Linked DNA regions of Homo sapiens: region 1 is linked to region 2. A link is an interaction called in ENCODE POLR2A ChIA-PET data of the cell type or tissue named here. Cell type or tissue: CD4-positive, alpha-beta T cell. All regions are shown on one strand. Each heading gives the region's core, and the rest is flanking DNA. Links, peaks and the distances in the headings are about the cores only. Region 1 overlaps LOC127898557 (a long non-coding RNA gene). Region 2 has its middle 5.8 kb from the start of GATB.

The links. ChIA-PET counts read pairs that join two places held together with the same protein. Peaks named below come from ENCODE experiments on the same cell type or tissue, not always from the same donor. Only the 100,000 strongest peaks of a DNase experiment are listed, where the experiment ranks them.
Region 1: POLR2A ChIA-PET joins it to region 2 with 11 read pairs; 1 of 35 experiments calls an interaction of 5 or more read pairs at or near these places.

What each region holds. Positions count from the first base shown.
Region 1 is chr4:151,861,680-151,870,743 of GRCh38, forward strand. The region is part of intron 2 of LOC127898557 (a long non-coding RNA gene); the gene reads left to right. Among named protein-coding and RNA genes, the nearest start is that of LINC03074, 90 kb to the right of the region's middle. In CD4-positive, alpha-beta T cell, for the core only: no CTCF peak of the experiment used is centred there; a DNase peak (open chromatin) is centred at 3,862.
Region 2 is chr4:151,762,325-151,771,388 of GRCh38, forward strand. No RefSeq gene overlaps it. Among named protein-coding and RNA genes, the nearest start is that of GATB, 5.8 kb to the left of the region's middle. In CD4-positive, alpha-beta T cell, for the core only: no CTCF peak of the experiment used is centred there; a DNase peak (open chromatin) is centred at 4,577.

The DNA of each region.
Region 1 (9,064 bases), core at 1,966-5,965, 98 kb after region 2:
GCTGAGCCGATGATGTGCAGTGAGACGCTTGCTGCTGTGTGCCACTGAACATCTGTCGTTGCCATGCAGCAAGAGCTGATTGATGCAGAATCCAAAGCCTTACCTCGTGGTCCTGAGTGTCCTCTCTGACAGCATTTTTGTACACTCTCGCCCTCATGGATTGTGCTCCAGCAGTGTGTTCCTGCCCCAGGGTTTTGCCTTTGTTGTGTCCTCCACTTATAATTTTATTTCCTTCAACTACCTGTTTGGAGCTCTGGTAGTGATAATTGTGGTGAAGCAGGATAAGGGGCTAGTGAGTCCCGGCGGGGGCAGGAGGAGGCTGTTTTAGATGGGGTGGTCCGAGGAGGGGACATCTGAGCAGAGAACTCAAAGGGTGAGGGAGTGAGGGAGCAAGCCACACGTATCAGTGGGGGCAGGGGGCCCGGGCGTGTTCCTTGCAAACAGTGTCTTCTAAGCACTCTATGGTTTTCTTCCTGCGTTAGTGGCTTATATGAAGGACCTGGAAACTCCTTTCTTCCCTCCTCATCCTACCCATATCCTTCTCATTGTGAATTGAGGCCAATCCCTTCCAGGTCCCTCGGCTTCCTAGGAGATTGAGGTCTGCCCCTGGCCTATGTTCCCAGGGTGCCCTGGCAGCTCTCCAGTTATTTGTTGGGGAGGACCATCTTGGGTTCATAGCCAGCTAAGAATAAAGAAGTTAGACTGGGAAAAATGATATTTAGGAAGAGTTTTAAAACTTATTCACTCTACCATTCTTCTAAGTATTCTGAACCTTCTTCTGGGTACAACCAGGTTGGTAGGGAGCTGATTACTTGGGTGTCATAGTAGCCTCCAATCCATTGCTGGAGTTGAGTGCTAATGCCCCGTATTATTATTATTCAGAGACAGAGGCTTGCTCTGTCACCCAGGCTGGAGTGCAGTGGCTTGATCATAGGTCACTGCAGCCTTGAAATCCTGGGCTCAATTGATCCTCTCATCTCAGCCTCCCAAGTATCTAGGACTACAGGCAGGCACCACCACGCCCAGCTAATTTTTATTTTTATTTTGTGGAGATGGAGTCTCAATATGTTGTCCAGGCTGGTCTCGAACTTCTGGCCTCAAGCAATCCTCCTGACTCAGCCTCTGAAAGTGCTGGCATTATAGGTGTGAGCTACCTTGGCCAGCCTGCCCAGTATAATTACACCACTGACCAGTACTAAGAGTTTGTATAAGACAGCCTAGCGAAATATCACTTGGTCTAGAGCCTTGCTACTCAAGTGTGTCTCACAACCAGTAGCATCGCAGCATCACCAACACCGAGGAGCTTGTGAAACATGCAAAATCGCTGAGCACAGTGGCTCATCCCTGTAATCCCAGCACTTTGGGAGGCCAAGGCAATGAATCACCTGAGGTCAGGAGTTTGAGATTAGCCTGGCCAACATGATGAAACCTCGTCTCTAATAAAAATACAAAAAAATTAGCTGGGCATGGTGGCGGGCGCCTGTAGTTCCAGCTATGTTGGAAGCTGAGGCAGGAGAATCACCTGAACCCGGGAGGTGGAGGTTGCAGTGAGCCGAGACTGTACCACTGCACTGCAGTCTCAGCAACAAGAGCGAAACTCAGTCTCAAAAAAAAAAAAAAAAAAAAAAAAAAAAGAAACATGCAAAATCTCAAGCCCTATTTCAGAACTTTAGAAGCAGATTCTCCAGTGATCACAGCAAAATATGAGAACTGATCAATTCCTCATTTATGACATTGCTTGGTGTCCTCTTTATTAGAACTTCACAGGTAAATTTTTGTTTTGTTAGTCCCAAGACAAATTGCTCTTCAGAGCATTTTATTTGCTTTGTTGCTCTTACGGACATTGCAAATTGTGTACAGTTTCTCTTTTCCAGTTGGCTGCTAAATCTATACTGTCTTCTACACTTAGTGTAGTGTTTTGTATGGAGCAGAAGAAAAATATTTGATGCATAAACAAAATGAATCCATTCCCTATATTATTAAAAATAAAAGACTCCTAAAGTCCTCAAATGGGGTGGTATGCTTGTTTCAGTGGCATCATGGTACCAGAGAAATTGAGGAGGCTTTTGCTTACCAGCAGGCCTGAGGATATAGCCCCCAGGAAGCACTGGTGCTGACTGAGGAAGAGGAGCAATGGCTTCAGTTCTTGGGGACCGAGGAAGAAGCCCAAAGCTCTCAGTGACTGGCTCTCACACACCTGGAAGCTCTGCACATTATACATTGACCCTGTGAACTGCTCCCACGTGCCAGGTGGGACTTTTGTATGATCAGCTGGATAATGATGACATAGAGCCATGTGCAATGGGTGGGCCAAATGGACCTGCCCAGTTCCTGGTGCTGGGGCTGTGGCCATGTCTCCCTTTCTCCTCTATGCCACGAGGGGCCTTTGGACTGCCAGGCACTGGAACTCTTTTGCTACTTTCTAGAAGGGAGAATATTCCAGACCCCACCTCTCCTCCCAATCCACAGCCTCCCTCAGTGCTATCGCACCTTTTCTGTGCATGGTTACTGTGGGAGAAGGGAGGTAAGCCAAGCTGACTTGAGACTATTCAGCTCCTGGTGCTGCAGCAAGAGGGAAGTGATAGGCCATTGCTCCCCCTCCTGTTTGCAGGTATCAGCACCTTTCTGAGGAGGCTGAAGATATGGGGCTGGTGGTCATCTGCCCCTATCTCTCAGAGGTTTGGAGGAGAGAGGTTTGGCTGAACAAGGCATGATTGGCAGGCCTGTGCCGACCTCCTCCGGCCCTGCAAACAGCGGTACTTCTCAAGTGCCGGTAAAGTCACTTACCTGTCTACTGGGTTTCTTGGACCACGCAGGGTCATACCCATAGAAATCACAATTAGCAGATGTATGTGTGTGTTTGTGTGCAGGCACACATATATGTATATATTTATTACATGTGTTTATATGTATGTGTGTGTATATTCCCCCAGTCCAAGAACTAAACTCCCTTTATGGCACACCAAAACACGGCTTTTCAGTAATTTTTATGTAGCAAATTAGAGAGTTGTCTGAAGTCAGGGGGTACTGTAATTTGGAAGCTGGTCCTTCATCTAAACACGGCCCTGGGGGTTAATCAGCAGGTGCAGATAACTCGGCACCTTCCAGGATTTGGCGATCAATGGTAAAAATGGACAAACACAGACATGTACTTCAACTTACCCCACCAGGAACACCGCATAGCCTCCTGGCCTCAGAGGCTAGCACCTGGAAACCACTTCTTGTTGTCTTCCCACAACTGAAAGTAAGAGTGACACTATGGAATCTGTAGCAGAACCAAGCAACACAGTCCAGTTTGGACCACTGATGGGGTCTGTACAAAATGAGATCCGATTTTCCTTGTCAAGGAGTAGTTACTCTGGGACAGCCTTGGCTGTTCTGCCCACTTCATCCATTGTGAGCTATTCCCAGATTTCCTTCCTCAGAGGCGGCTGCAAATTTGGAGTGCACAGATATACACTCACATCTTAGATTACTTTTGCCAATGCACATTACCTTATGTTTATTTGAGTTAAGTTTCATCTGCCTTCAGGCTGCTCAATCCCCCCAAGTGTTTGAATGCATCTGGAGTTTCCTGCAAATCTCCTTAGTTTTTATTAGCCAAAACAATTTGGAGCTAGTTGAAATCTCTGGGAAGACATTACAGGACGATTATGTGACAATTGCTCGTGTAATCTGTGACCAGGTAGCCCAGGGAGGGACTGTGGGTTGTAAGCAGGATAGCACTTCTTTCAGCGTGTGCCTGATCTCACAGCCCTGGAGAGGTGCCAGGGAGCCCCACATGGTGTTTGTTTCTGCAAGTGGAAATGCAGATGTCTCTGCCTCAACCAGGGCTTGGAAGCCACCTTTTGGGGAAGTGACAGGGAGGCGTGTTACATAAGATCCATTCTGTCTGAGTGAATTGGTTATGGGAGAGAGAAGAGGAAGCAGAACAAGAGCTGGTGGGAAGCAAGTGAGTGAGAAGGAAGCTTGTGCAGCAGCCTGTTCAGATGTGTGGAAATACAAGTTTAATCAAGGGGAGGAGAGAGAATAGGAGTGTGGCACTATGGACTAGCCTAGGGAGGTAGAGTGGTCAATTTTGGCATATCCTGGAAGCTGGAAGTGAGGGGCTTGGACAGGGATGGAAAGAGCTGCCCTCAAGACCCAGAAAAAGACAGCAAGGAGCAGCCCAATCTGACAGAAGGAGAGAAAGCAAAAGGAGCTGTTTGCAAGAACCAGATCTCTTGGAGCCTGGCTAGTGCCAAGCTCTTGTGTGTGGGCAGAGTCTGAGCGGATCCGAGTGTTTCAATGAGCTAAACTAGTCAGCTTCAAGCTGTTCCATAGACAGTAGGTGTGAATCCAAAATCATTTCAGACATTCAGCTTTATAATGTTTCTTTTAAGAAAAAAAAAAAAAAACATGGAAGAAGCACCAGACCCAAATGATCACTTTTTCTCTTGGCCAGTTACCTGTACAAGTATCAGGCCAGTTGTAAAACACAAGTCTGGGTAGGTTAGAAAGGCAAGTTGCAGATGCCTCTTCCCTTACAGCAGCATTCATGGGAGAGCTTCTTTCTTTCTCTCTGCCTCAAGGATACTCACCATTCTTCTATTCCATTTTTAGAAACAGGCTGGCAACACACATTCTCCAGTCTCCACACAACTCTCCTCTCCTCGCTGGTCCGTTTGTCTCTAAGGCTGGTTGGTTGTTTGCATCTGCCTGAGTAGTTCGTTCATGGGAGTCAGACTCGGATGAAGGTTTAACAGTCATTGAAGGATCGTGACCACTTCCACTGCCTTGCTAACAAACCACGACCCCACTCTCCAATCTGCTGCACTTCGGTCTTGCTTCAAATTCCTGTGGCTGCAAGGAAGACCTATTGTTAAAAATGAGGAGCTAAGACTATGAGTGTTTGGGGGAATCAAATGCAGAGCTGCAGCCTGGGGTAACCTTGGCGAGCACTGTGGCCACCCAGATGGGGAAGCAGTGGACCAGAAGAGGGCCTCAGGCCCCAAGCTTGCCTGATTCATGGAGTTCTTCTTTCTCCCCCACTAAGTGGTTGCGTTAGTTTGATAAGGCTGTTGTAACAAAATACCACAGATTGGGTGGTTTAAATAACAGGAATTTCTTTTCTCACAGTTCTGAAGACTAGAGCCTGAGATCAAAGCGTTGGCAGGGTTGGTTTCTTCTGGGGGCTGTGAGGGAAACATCTGTTCCAGGGCTCTCTCCTTGGCTTCTGGGTGACCGTCTTCTCTCTGCCTCTTCTCATGGTCACTCCTCTGTACCTGTCTATGTCCAAACTCCCTCTTCTTAAAGGAACACCAGATGTATTGGATGACGGCCCAGCCCAATGAACTCATTTAATATTAATTACCTCTTTAAAGACCCTATCTCCAAATACAGTCACTTTCAGGTGTACGGAGGGTTGAGACTTCACATATGAATTTTGGGAGTGGACACAATTCAGCCTCTAACAGTGGTCAAGGAAGGTTTTCTTTCTTAAGTCTAGCTATAAAGAATACCCATTTGGAGAAACAAAACAGCCTAAGATAGTTCAAAAGGACACGATCTGACTCCTCATCCTCTCATAGTTCATTGTTGGCTGAGCCAGAGTCCAATTTCCTTTGCTTCAGTGAGTGGCTGCACAGTGTGAGGAGAAGTAGGGGCCTGCTAATGCCCTAAGGCTTTGCCAGATTCCTGATCAAGCCACCAGGGATGTCCCAGGAGTGTTGGCAATGGAACTGCCCAGGGGCTTGGCATTGTGGGCATCAACCTGATTAAACCTGGCCTAAGTGCTGCACCCAAATCATGTCAGAGGTGGATCAGGTTTTTATTCATTCAGGTAAAATAACAGGCAGTGTGCAATAGGGGATTATTTCAGGGAATGGGGTCACTTTCAAATGTTGCACAGATGGAGCTGGGTAGTGCATTCCACATAAGGGAGGGGATGTGGATGAATAACCTGGACTCAGCCACTTGGCCTAGATTGGGGAAGGAAATGATGCTTGAGCCCCTCTGGCTTAGTCACCTGGTACCATGAGGTAGCCTCGGGGAATGATAGTGAATGTCACCTAGAAGAGGGAATGCTCAGAACTGTGCCCCTGGAGCCCAGGCCATTTTGCTGGCTCTTGCTCAGGCAGGTTGCTCATGCTCATTCAGGTTGAAGGAAGCAGCATCTGTGTGGATCACCTGTGCTCCAACAAGGCCCTCAGCAGCACTTCACTTGGCCACAGGGCCCGGAGGCTGACCATAACCTATGGTGGCAGAGTCTAGCCTGGAGGGTGTCTGAGCTCCTGGAGGGTGACAGTAGGTAAGTGGCAAGGGGAACTGATTTATGAGTTAGTGAAGGTGATTCTTTGGGATCCCTGGGAGGGAAAATCCAGGTAAAGACAGATCTTATACACTACCTGGTGATGTAGGGGCTTTGGCCAACTCAATTTTGGTTTAAAAAGGAAGTGTGGCCTCATTTTGAAATGGCAGGCTGGGGACATCGGGACAATACAGATTATATAGATAAAGAGGATGAGAACTTAACAGTTAGAGGGTACAACATGTGTAAAAGCACAGAAGAGTGAAAATGTTAGCCATATTAAGTTCAAACCTAATTTTAACTACAAATTATATAACATTTTATATCACTTAACAGTTTACCAAAGTTTTTTACGTAGTTTCCTTTATTATGTCTTCACAATGAACCTGTGAGATATTTTATTAACATTTGATGGTAGAAGACGCTGAGGCTCAGAGATGTTAAGTAACTTGCCAAACTCAAAGAGATAATAAGTGATAGGCTTAGGATTCTAACCAGGGTGTCTAACTTCAGACCTCACATTCTTTTTGTTTGTTTGTTTGAGATGGAGTCTTGCTCTGTCACCCAGGTTGGAGTGCAGTGGCATCATCTCGGCTCACTCTAACCTCGACCTCTCAGGTTCAAGCGATTCTCCTGCCTCAGCCTCTCAAATAGCTGGTACTACAGGTGTGTTCTACCATGCCCAGCTACTTTTTGTATGTTTAATAGAGATGGGGTTTCACCATGTTGGCCAGGCTGGGCTCAAACTCCTGACCTCAAGTGATCCACCCCTCTCCCTGACCTCAAGTGATCCACCCCTCTCGGCCACCCAAGGTGCTGGGATTACAGGCATGAGCCACCGCATCCATCCCAGACCGCACATTCTTTTTTTTTTTTTAATTATTATACTTTAAGTTCTAGGGTACATGTGCACAACGTGCAGGTTTGTTATATATGTATACATGTGCCATGTTGGTGTGCTGCACCCCTTAACTCGTCATTTACATTAGGTTCTTGACCTGGCTATGCTACGAGGCTCCTGGGCATTGCTGAACAGGGAAGGGGTGGGACTTGACAGTGGCCTACCTAAACAGGGATGAGTATTTTTTCTTTGAAATTGCTTGGAATTGCCAGTTGCATAATGATAATACAAAGCAGACCAATTTTTAGTTGGTTCTATCATTGTTTGTCAAATCTCCATAAATAATTCATCCCTAATTCAGGCTGTGATTGCCTACAGCCAGAGCAAAACTTTCCCTCTACCTTTTTTGGATATCTCATTGCAATGATTCTTATTCTTGGGTTCCTAACTGCCCTGGGCAAGGTTCTACCAATAGACACTCATGTTTCCAGGCAGTGGCTACCCAGAGCCCTAAGGAGAAACAATAGGTAGCTTCTATAGGGTTGTCAGGAAGGAAACATAGACGTTTTTAGAAATTATGTCACATTGGGGTTGAGCAGCCTGACCCTATTGTAGCCTAGAGAGCCATGTGTTCTCTCCTCTTAGAAGGAAAGCTGGAAGCAGAGAAATCATGGGTATCTACCTGATTAAGCCTGGCAGGAGACAGGAAACAGGAGATTCTGGCCCTGCCATAGCTTAGGCCAAATATCCATCCCAGAAAAGCAGATGCCTGGAGACTCAGCCTGGAGAAGCCATCACAGGGAGAGGTAGAGATGGAGGTCCACTCCATCTGTAGTGGTGTAGGCAGCAGGATGGATGGGCACACACCTGAGGGCCATCAATCAGAATCTTCACTTGCATTCAATGTAAGGAAGAAATATATACACACACCCCACAGTTGGCATTTTCTGCACATATTTGATTAAAATCTGACAGCATTTTCCTAGTGAAGGTACAATTTCTGTGATTACCCTCCTCCCAGCTCCTTGAAAAAACAATCTTAAAGCAAGATCATTAGTCAGGTAACTGTGTATGTGTATGTGTTTAGCCAGGTGCCACAGAAAGATGTGCAAAATATTTTCCTTGATTCTCAACATGAATTCTATTAGGAAGAGAAATATCTTGTTGTTTTTGTAAAAAAATTACAAAATCAATGCATGTTCCTTATAAGCCCAAATTCAAACAATACAGCAGTATATAGAATAAACAAGAAAAATTCCCTTTAATCCTTAGTCCTATAATCTCATTCCCCTCCCCATCCATGACCACTGCTGATAGTTTGGGGTGAATCCATCCTGACCTATTTTATGTATTATCACATATGTAACATATAGACGTGGCTTATACGTGTGTGTGTGTGAGTGTGTGTGTGTGTGTGTGTGTGTGAATGAGATCCTACTGTACTAGATACATTATTCAGTTACTTGCTTTTTTGGGGGGGAGTTTTCCATGTCAGTACATGTGGATCTACCTTATTCCTTTAGTGGATGCATACTATTTAATCATTCTCTTAACATTGACGTTTAGATTACGGAAATTTCATACCAAAGTAGGCCATGCTCCTTTCCCCCTTTTATTGATCCCAATCATTAAAATATTCAAAGAAAAGCCAAAAGACAGATAGGGAGGTACTGTCTTCTGGCAACTTGGGGAGTGCAGAAAGCTACCTGACCCTTCTCTAGGCTGTACCCAAAATCACTGCTCTCCTGAAGCTATGAGATTTTAACCTTCATTTCTTTATGTCTTTGTTTCTTCATTCTTTACCGCAAGGATCCTCTTCTAAAATGCAGAGGAACTGGGGGTATAAAGGAGTGCGGATAAAACATTAATAATAGTTCCTACACCACCATGACAAGAAGGCTTTGCAAAGTGTAGAGACAACTCACAGAGAAGAC
Region 2 (9,064 bases), core at 3,053-7,052:
ATCAGTGATGCCTAATTCTGAGTATAGAGCAGGGCAAGGGGAAAAGCTGCATATTTTGTATACTTCACATTGATAGATTTTCAGTTATTGATCAATAATCCATTGATTAGTTGGCTGTAACCTTTGATCTTTTCCTTTAATACACTTCAATTGCATATCCATATGGAAGAAAGAAACTTTAGTTACTGTCCTTAAAATTGTCATCATTTATTTTTTCCATCTTTTCTACTTTTTCATCCACTATCACTGTTCTAAATTGCCACACCAGAAGTATCAGTCATTTGACCAAGGATGAAAATGACAAAAATGACAGGGACTGGAAGGGAGTGGTGGAGACTTGTTCCAAAATTTCTCTCTAATTATTGCCCTTTATTTAAGGTTCAGATGATTCTCTAGATCCTTTACTAGAGTCTTCCCTCTGAGTTTCCATGTTTTCCACCTTTACTCTAGGTAAGCTAGCTTTCTTTTACTTATTTAGCTCCTCAGGTTTTTCTGGCCCAGACTAGGGGTCAGGAGAGTTGCCTCTGAGCACAAAATGGCTTCACTTTTGTTAGGACAACAGAGGAGAATGGAATCTTGTATCTCTAGCTAAAAAGAGAGGGGGACACTTGTTACCTCATCGCTGGTAATCAGCATCCTTAAAAGGCGATTCACTCCATCAAATGGAAGATTGGGAATGTTTTGAAAACCACTGTAAGGGAGAGCAACACATTTAATGAAAATCCTAATCTTACGGGTAAAACGCGCTATAAGGGAAGCTCATCTTTGTTTCTGAAGCGGTATTATTCAGTAATAGGCTATCGCCTCAAAGGCCCCACCCCACCACTAGAGGAGATAAAAATCCTACGCATGTAAGTGTATTTGCTTCCTTTCACGAACGGAAACCGGCCAGTTTCCTGCATCTTGTCTCTATCTAATCATTGCCCTTTCAAAAATCCTATAGAACTAATCGTGGAAATAGAGACTTGTCAATAACCATCTCTTTGGCTGTCCTCTCCCTCAAGACTATTTGTCATTTCCCGAAATGCCTGTAGTTTTCCTTGTGAAAACAGGAGCACTGTTTTCTGAGTGCTCCCCCTGCCTTGCTCCTTAGCTGGTCATACTCCCACCAAACCGCCTTCTGTGGGACCATTTCTAGCCTTCCTGCTGCATGCCAAATCTGATATCTGTCAGAACTATTGCTGATAGACAGCTCTCCAGCTGCGAGAGCTATTTTGGTTGCACCGACAAGGTGGCTGTCATCTGGGAGACACAGAGATTTTCATTTTCAAGGAACTCAGAAGGTAGCTGGGCAGAGTTTCTAGCAAAAACAACATTTTTCTTAGGGAGAGCCTCTCGGCTCTTATTTTATCCATATAATTGATACACAGTACAAATAGATTTAGAACAGGTTTTTAAAAAGCTATGTAAAGCAGAGCAGAATTTCGAGTCGTTACTTATAAATGGCAGTAGTTAGATGTGTCAAAATAACATGCTTGGTTTTGTTTAGTGCTCTTCAGTGGGTCTTTGAATGTCAGAGTTGGAATGAACTGGCTCACCTCTGCATTTGACTCAAAACTATGAATAAAACCACATTGATTTCTGAACACAGATTACTTTTTCTCTCAAATCTAAGTTGTGCTTAATTGTAATCATTCCCTTTCACTAGTTCACGATGGGGGAAATAACATGAATACCCAATGTCCTAGGATAGATAGCTTCTTCAGCAATGTGGGTGCAATGTGAGGGGGTAATACAGGTGGTTCTAAGTTTCCACTTTTTAAATGAAATAAATAATTTCAATAGAAACATTAAAATTGCAAGTAAAGTGAAAAAGAGACAGTTTCCACTATCCTGGCAATGTATGTCGAAATCTATTTGTATACATCTTTCCAGTTAAAATTGCATTAACTAATGTAGTCTTTGATTAACTACTTTTGTCCTGTGGAAACAAAGTCAATGCTTTAAAAGCATTTAGCAGGCTAATCAACAAAATGCCCCTTGTAGTCTAACAGAGCTGGAAGCAGATGGTTATCTTAGTATTTCTTAGCACAGTTGTGAGCTTGATCCCTGTCTTTCTTGGCTGTGAGTTTCTATGTGTTCTATGGCTATGGAACTCAGCCTGCTGTCTTGAAACTTTATGCCACATGGTAGAGACGGAAGATGGCTAGGTCAGTAGATATTCTCTTAAAAAAAGAGAAAGAAACCACAGCAGTAACAACAAAACCCACATAAGATAATGTACATATAACAGAAATTAATAGCATCATTTATGTTGTAACTAGAAGAGCTCCTGTTTTTGAGAAAGCATTCTGAAAACATGAAGTTCCTTCTTAGAAAAACTACATTTTAAAATCCAGTTAGGTGTCATTAGGGGAAAAAAGAAAGACTGGGAATACATGCATGCTGAGCAATTGGGAAAACAGGATTCATTTCCTTTTATTTTACCATTAAAGTCTTGATTCTGATAAAATACTGATGCAGAGGGAATAATTGCTTTCTCTAGAAGATTGCTTTGCAGCAAAGAAATCTATGACTCCTTTTTCCTTTCCAGTGCAAGGAAATAGAACACCCTGTTCAATGTCCTTGAGAGATGAAGGGCCATATGGGGAAGATGAGGCCAGCACATTGTTGCTATTATGCCTGGACCATAAACTGGAAGCTCTCTATGGTCTCCCTTCTTCTATCTAATCTCAGGGGATGGTTTGGATGGTTTGCTCTTTCCCCGGGCTTTTTCTAGAAATTTCTAGAAATCTGGCTACTCCCTCAGAGCCAACAAGAATGATGTGTAAGAAAGAAGCTCCACTTCCATACATCCTTTGCTTCATGACGTACTTGAAAGAAGATACTCCTGATTTGTAAGTAATGGGTGGTAGAACACGTTAAACTCCATGTTTCTGTAAACTGTGTTTTTGCATGTGGTCATATCCCTCTATGCACCAAGAAATTCTCTCTTTTGTGTTTTGGAATTCGATATTTGGCCTTCAAAGTTAGAGAGCTTGTACACACACACACACATCACCAAACACACACTTCTAAGCAGTAGCTTAATTCAGGAGCTCCAATAATAGAAACGTTTAGGTTTCAAAACAGATGATGTTTTTGTATGTCAGATGGTTCTCCTGATTTTAAGCCTAAAGATGTTGAAAAGTGTGGCATTAAAGAACTCCACCACCAAGACACGTGGACTTTGATGAGACCTTTCAGCGAATGAACTCCTACTTGATAATTGAAGGGAAGATGTATCAGAGTCCATCAGCATGGTACAGAAGAGAATGGAAGAGCTTATCTTACACATCCTGCCCTGTAATTGGTGTCATTACCTATGCGTATCTGAACTGGTATCTCTGTATCTAGGCCACCCTTGAACCAAGAATGGATGGACTGCACAAAGCAATAAAGGCTGAACTCATGTTGGTGGTAGAGCCTTCAGGGCTCACCACAGTTTAATGTATAGCCGTTGAGAAGAAATTTAGTGCTCCATGAAGAAGTGCCAGATTGAATTAAAATCAAGCAACAATCAGATGAAACAACCACGGAGATAAATGCAGAGAGAGAGAGAGAGAGAGAGAGAGAGAGAGAGAGAATTCCCAGGGATTCATTAATACTAGTTAGGGAAAGACCAGCACACACATTATTCATGTCTCCTTGGAGTCTGAGTCTAGATTCTAATTCAACAATAAGATTTTGATGACTTGGCCTAGCAGTGATTTCAGTTGATGTGAATTCCACACTTACATCAGCTTGGCTACTAAAAGGCATTTTCATCCCCTCACGTATAGTAAGAATGAAGATAAATGGTGTTAAGAATGGGACTGGATACTGTGTTTTTCAAAAGGCAAAAGAAAGTAAGAATACGTAAAATGCCTCTCTAGCAAACAGGAGCCTGTCTAGCCCAATATTCTATTTGTGTTTATTCCCTATAGCTGTTATCTTTCTTTTGGCTGCCGTAGCATACTGGTATGATATCTTTGGGAAACATTTTGTAGTACTTCAGAGAACGATGAATTTTAACATTTTACATGGGTTTATTAAATAAATGCATTATCTTCTACTTATTGCATTGAAATACACAATCTCATGAAATGTTCTCATCGTTTATGAGGGCAGTTTGACATTTCACAATCTCTTAGAATTTAGTGTCTTTAGCAAATGTCAAAATGAAAAATCTTGAGTTTAGGAAAGAAAACATTTGCCTTGCTTAGTTCTCTAGTGGTCCCCAACCTTTTTGGCACAAGGGACCAGTTTCGTGGAAGACAATTTTTCCAAGGACTCGGGGGTGGGGTTGTGGGGGAATGGTTTTGGGATGATTCAAGTGCATTACATTTATTGTCTACTGTATTTCTATTATTATTATTATTACATTGTAATATGTAAAGAAATAATTATACAACTCACCATAAGGTAGAATCAGTGGAAGCCCTGAGCTTGTTTTTCTATAGCTAGACAATCCCATCTGGGGGTGATGGGAGATGGTGACAGATCATTAGGCATTAGATTCTCATAAGGGGCATGCAACCTAGATCCCTTGTGCGTGCAGTTCACAGTAGGGTTTGTGCTCCTATGAGAATGTAATGCCGCTGCTGGTCCAACAGGAGGCACAGCTCAGGTGGTATTGTGAGTGATGGGGAGTGGCTGTAAATACAGATGAAGCTTCTCTTGCTCACCTGCCGCTCACCTCCTGCTGTGTGGCCCAGTTCCTAACACACTACAGACAAGTGTTGTTCGATGGTCCAGGGGTTGGGGACCCCTACCCTAGGCCAGCCATCATCTTAGGTACCTGAGGCCTTTTTCTTGGGATCTATGACTAGAGGATATTAGCTGCTCTGTAACCATCCCTCTTATAGCAATTCTGATTACTTCTCCAAGGAAGATCAAGAATATTTTGCAACTGGCCTACATTGTTTATTAACTCTTTCTAGAAACTTCTACTAGGCTTATCCTGAAGCCCTTGTGTTCTCTTTAGCCCACAGAGATATAAGGTATCACTTATTTCAAAGTGATAATATCCTTTTGCATTGGTTTTATTGTACAGTGGATCAGATGAACTGTGGTTCTCACTGTGTAAGTTAACAGAAGTTGTCCATGAACTTGAAAAATAAAATTGAGTATGTGTTTTGGGTTGGAATTCTATGCCACCATTTAATCAAATCTTGTGTTTACTCTTTTTTCTTTTAAAAAATGCTGTTACTCATTTTCAATTGTCAAGAAACAGCGAGCACAGAAATGGTAATTTTCACTCTGTCTGAAATACAATGTGGCCAGACAGGCCCAATTACAGAAAATCAATTAGTTTCTGTTACAAGAGTCATGTATCTGAGGTCTTGTTCTGTCTCCGGTTACTGTAGCTAATGTCCACTTCTCTCCAAAGGAATTCTTAGGAGAAAATCAACCAAAGACTTTTTTACTAGAGCAAAAACCTATAGGACCTAGACATTGAATCTTTGTCAATTAAGATAGAGACAGAAATAAATTTCTTCCTTGAATCACTTCCTCTCTTCCTGTACTTTTAAACAACATACTCTTGAAAGAGAAGTTATCATTTAGTTTCTGAGACCTAAAATTTCCAAGTGTTACTTCTATATTATACTATCTATGCCTTTTTGTATAAGGTAAAGACCATAATGCTTCTCAAGCACGTGGTTTCACATAAATCTGATCTATGTCATGAACTCTTCTCTTGATCTAAATCAACTAACAAATTCAGTTGAACAAATATATCTAGGTCCAAAGTTTTTATTATTCATAATGTTCCTGTTTCATAGATTTACAGTTGCACATGGCTTCTAGGAAGAAAACACTGCCCCCACATTTCCTCGCTTTTCTCTTTTATATGCTTTTAAAGAGAGGGCTTTTGTTTGAAAGATTCATTTTGGTGTCATATAACTTCTTGAGTTACACCTAGGGAAACCCAAGACATCTAAAAATAGCAGCAACATGTTTTTTTTTGTAAAGATAAACAACACTAATTGCTGATTTCAGGATATTACTGATTTCACAATATTACTGGTTCCATTTTCCTCATTATAGAACAGGACAGCCATAATCAAGAAAAACTTCAATTAACATTAAAGATTGCACTTGTACCAAACTCGCACTTAAAGCACAGATGTAGAAGGATTGTTTCAAAGTGTTGTTAAGAAACATTAAACTTGTGGTAAGCCAAGTTATAACTTGTGTTATCTAGGGCCTATAATTAATTTTTTAAAAATCAAAACACTTTTAAAAATAGTCTTGTGCATTGGATTCCAGCATGCTGCTGCTTTTTTGTAGAGGGATTTCTGTAAAATGCAAGTTTATTTATAGATTGCAAGTGACTCAAAGATGTTACAATATAAAAGAAAATGATACTCTTGAGTCTTTGTTTGGGGATGTTAGGGGCTGTCTTGGAATACTCAGTTCACTCAGAAGATTGCTTTTAATCTGAAGCAAAAGAAATTTCATAAACTGAAATTGTTGGCCAGATGGAATTTCCTGATTAATTTTTTAGTGTTTGGTATTAAACATAATAATGAAAAGGGGAGTTCTGAGAGTAAACCCAATTAACATTTCATAAAATTTATTGCTCTAAATATGGCTTACCCTTTATCTTCCCAGATAACCTGCTGGTACCTTGAAAAACTTAACTGGTCAACTTCCCTCCTTCCTTCCCTTGCATTCCTTCCATTTCTTTGTCATTTAACTTTCTTTTCTTTTTTGTACTCTATTCATTGAGTCCTTGCAAGGCTACGGGCACCCTTCCAGGGCTTACGTTGTCCTATTCTTTATGGACCTTGGTAGAAAGACTATTTGTAGCAGTTTGTAATATTAAGTCCTGGCACTAGAGTGGGGTCCCTCTTGTTGTACAAGAGACTCTTAATACTATCTGTAATCATAGACTGGCTTGCACTTGGTAAAGCTAGTCTTTGTGATGTTGAGAGCAAAGGTGGATGTTCTCCCTATATTTTCTTTTCCTATTTATCACTTTTCTATGGTAGTTGGATATTCCCATTCACTCTCTCTCTCTCTCTCTATATATATATATATAATATATATACAGACATTTAATCTTTGTCAATTAAGATAGAGACAGAAATAAATTTCTTCCTTGAATCACTTCCTTGGTAGAAAGAATATATATATATATATATGTGTGTGTGTATATATATATGTATATGTGTATATATATATATATATATATATATATATATACATACACATATAATATAGTCATTTGGATATGTGGGGATTGGAGAAACAACTTTTTGAAAATAAAATTTATCCTACCAGACTGAGATTTTTGGAGGGCAAGAACCATATCGTCCATGATTCAGTGTCCTTCCAATTCTCAGGGCTATACCAGCTGTGCTGGCCACCATCTACCCACCACTCCTGGGAACTATTTTCCCGTCCCCACCAAAACCCATCCACATGGCTATGTTAAGAACTGCCAAGCTGAGCTAGTACTCCGTGCCAGGGCTGGCTACGTTATTTGTGAAATTCAGTGCAAAATTAAAATGCAAGATCACGTGTTCAAAAATTATTAAGAATATCTAGATGGCAGAAGCATTATGCCAAACATAAGACCCTTCTAAGCACAGGTCCCTGTGCAACCACACAGGTTTCATGCCCAGCTGTGCTGACTTTCCCACCTCCCACACCAGCCATGGTTTATCGAGTCCTAGGGGAAGAGAATATCTAACTCAGGTAAAACCAGAGACCTTTCTGGTTGATTTGTTTGTACCAGAACTAAGAAAAAAAGTGTCCCAGTTGGATAAAACTGGGGACCTATCAGCTGGCTTGCTTTCAGTCATGTGATGAATGCCATTGACGGGCTGAACACACATCATTTCATTGTATCTCATGTGCTGGCAATGGCCCAAATATCACCTAAGGTACCAATAGTTTGCTAGTCTTTCTGTTGACCTGCAACTTATTGTCCACCAGCTTTGAGGCTCTGGAAGCTAGAACAGATAACCTCTTGAGCATTTTCCATTTCTGTGGTTCTCTGAACCTATGACCAGATTCTACAAAATGAACCTAATCTATAGCCATATATGTGTAAAAATGCAAAAGAGTTCTTGATTACTCATTTATCTTGGTTAAGGTTCATGGAACAGTCATTTGCTTAGATCTTGATAGTGTGGTGACCGCTGAGATAAAAACAAAATGAAACAACAAAACAAAAATAACCTATCCTTTTAAAGCTAACCATCAGTCAAGGCAGTTTGTTAGCATTCCAACTGCAAGATGATTCTGAGTGCTTCCTTAGGGGAAAACCGCTTAAGGTCTAAGTAAAGAGGACCTCATACCCCAGGGAACCTCCATCTTCACAGTTTCAGTCTCTTTCTCCTTTTCCCAATAGTATGACTCCCAGTAATTTTCTCAAAGAGGATTTACAAAACACTGGTAAATGAGTAAAGATCGGCTCCTGGCAGACCTCTTGTCTGGCATTCTTCAGGGAGCTAGCTTTAAAGGGAAACTTTAGGGGCAGGACACAGTCAGTGTTCATAGACCAGCACCTGGGCTTTGGTATTTTCTGAGTTTTTTTTCTGTTACCCTATTAGACTCTTCAAGGAAAAAAAGAAGGATCAAGGTAAATCGAAGGGCTTAGATGAAATTCAGATTTAACAAGTGATTACTTCCCAAGTTATACACAGAAACTTGGGAGGAAATTAGCTGGATATTGTGTTATGTCAAGTGTTTTATAATAAAGATGTGTACAGGTGGAAATCTATTCTAGCCAGGTGTGGTGGCTCACACCTGTAATCCCAACACTTTGGGAGCCTGAGGCTGGTGGATCACTTGAGCTCAGGAGTTTGAGACCAGCCTGGGCAACATTAACAAAACCCATCTCTACAAAAAATTGAAAAATCAGCTGGGTGTGGTGGCCTGTGGTCTCCGCTACTCTGGAGGCTGAGGTGGGAGAATCACTTGAGCCCAGAAGGCAGAGGTTACGGTGAGCTGAGAATGCGCCACTGCACTCCAGCATAAATGATAGAGCAAGACCTTGTCTCAAAAAGCAAAACAAAACAAAACGAAATCTATTCCAATGAGAAATGAATAATTTCTCAAAATATACCTAAAATTTAGGGTCATAGATGCA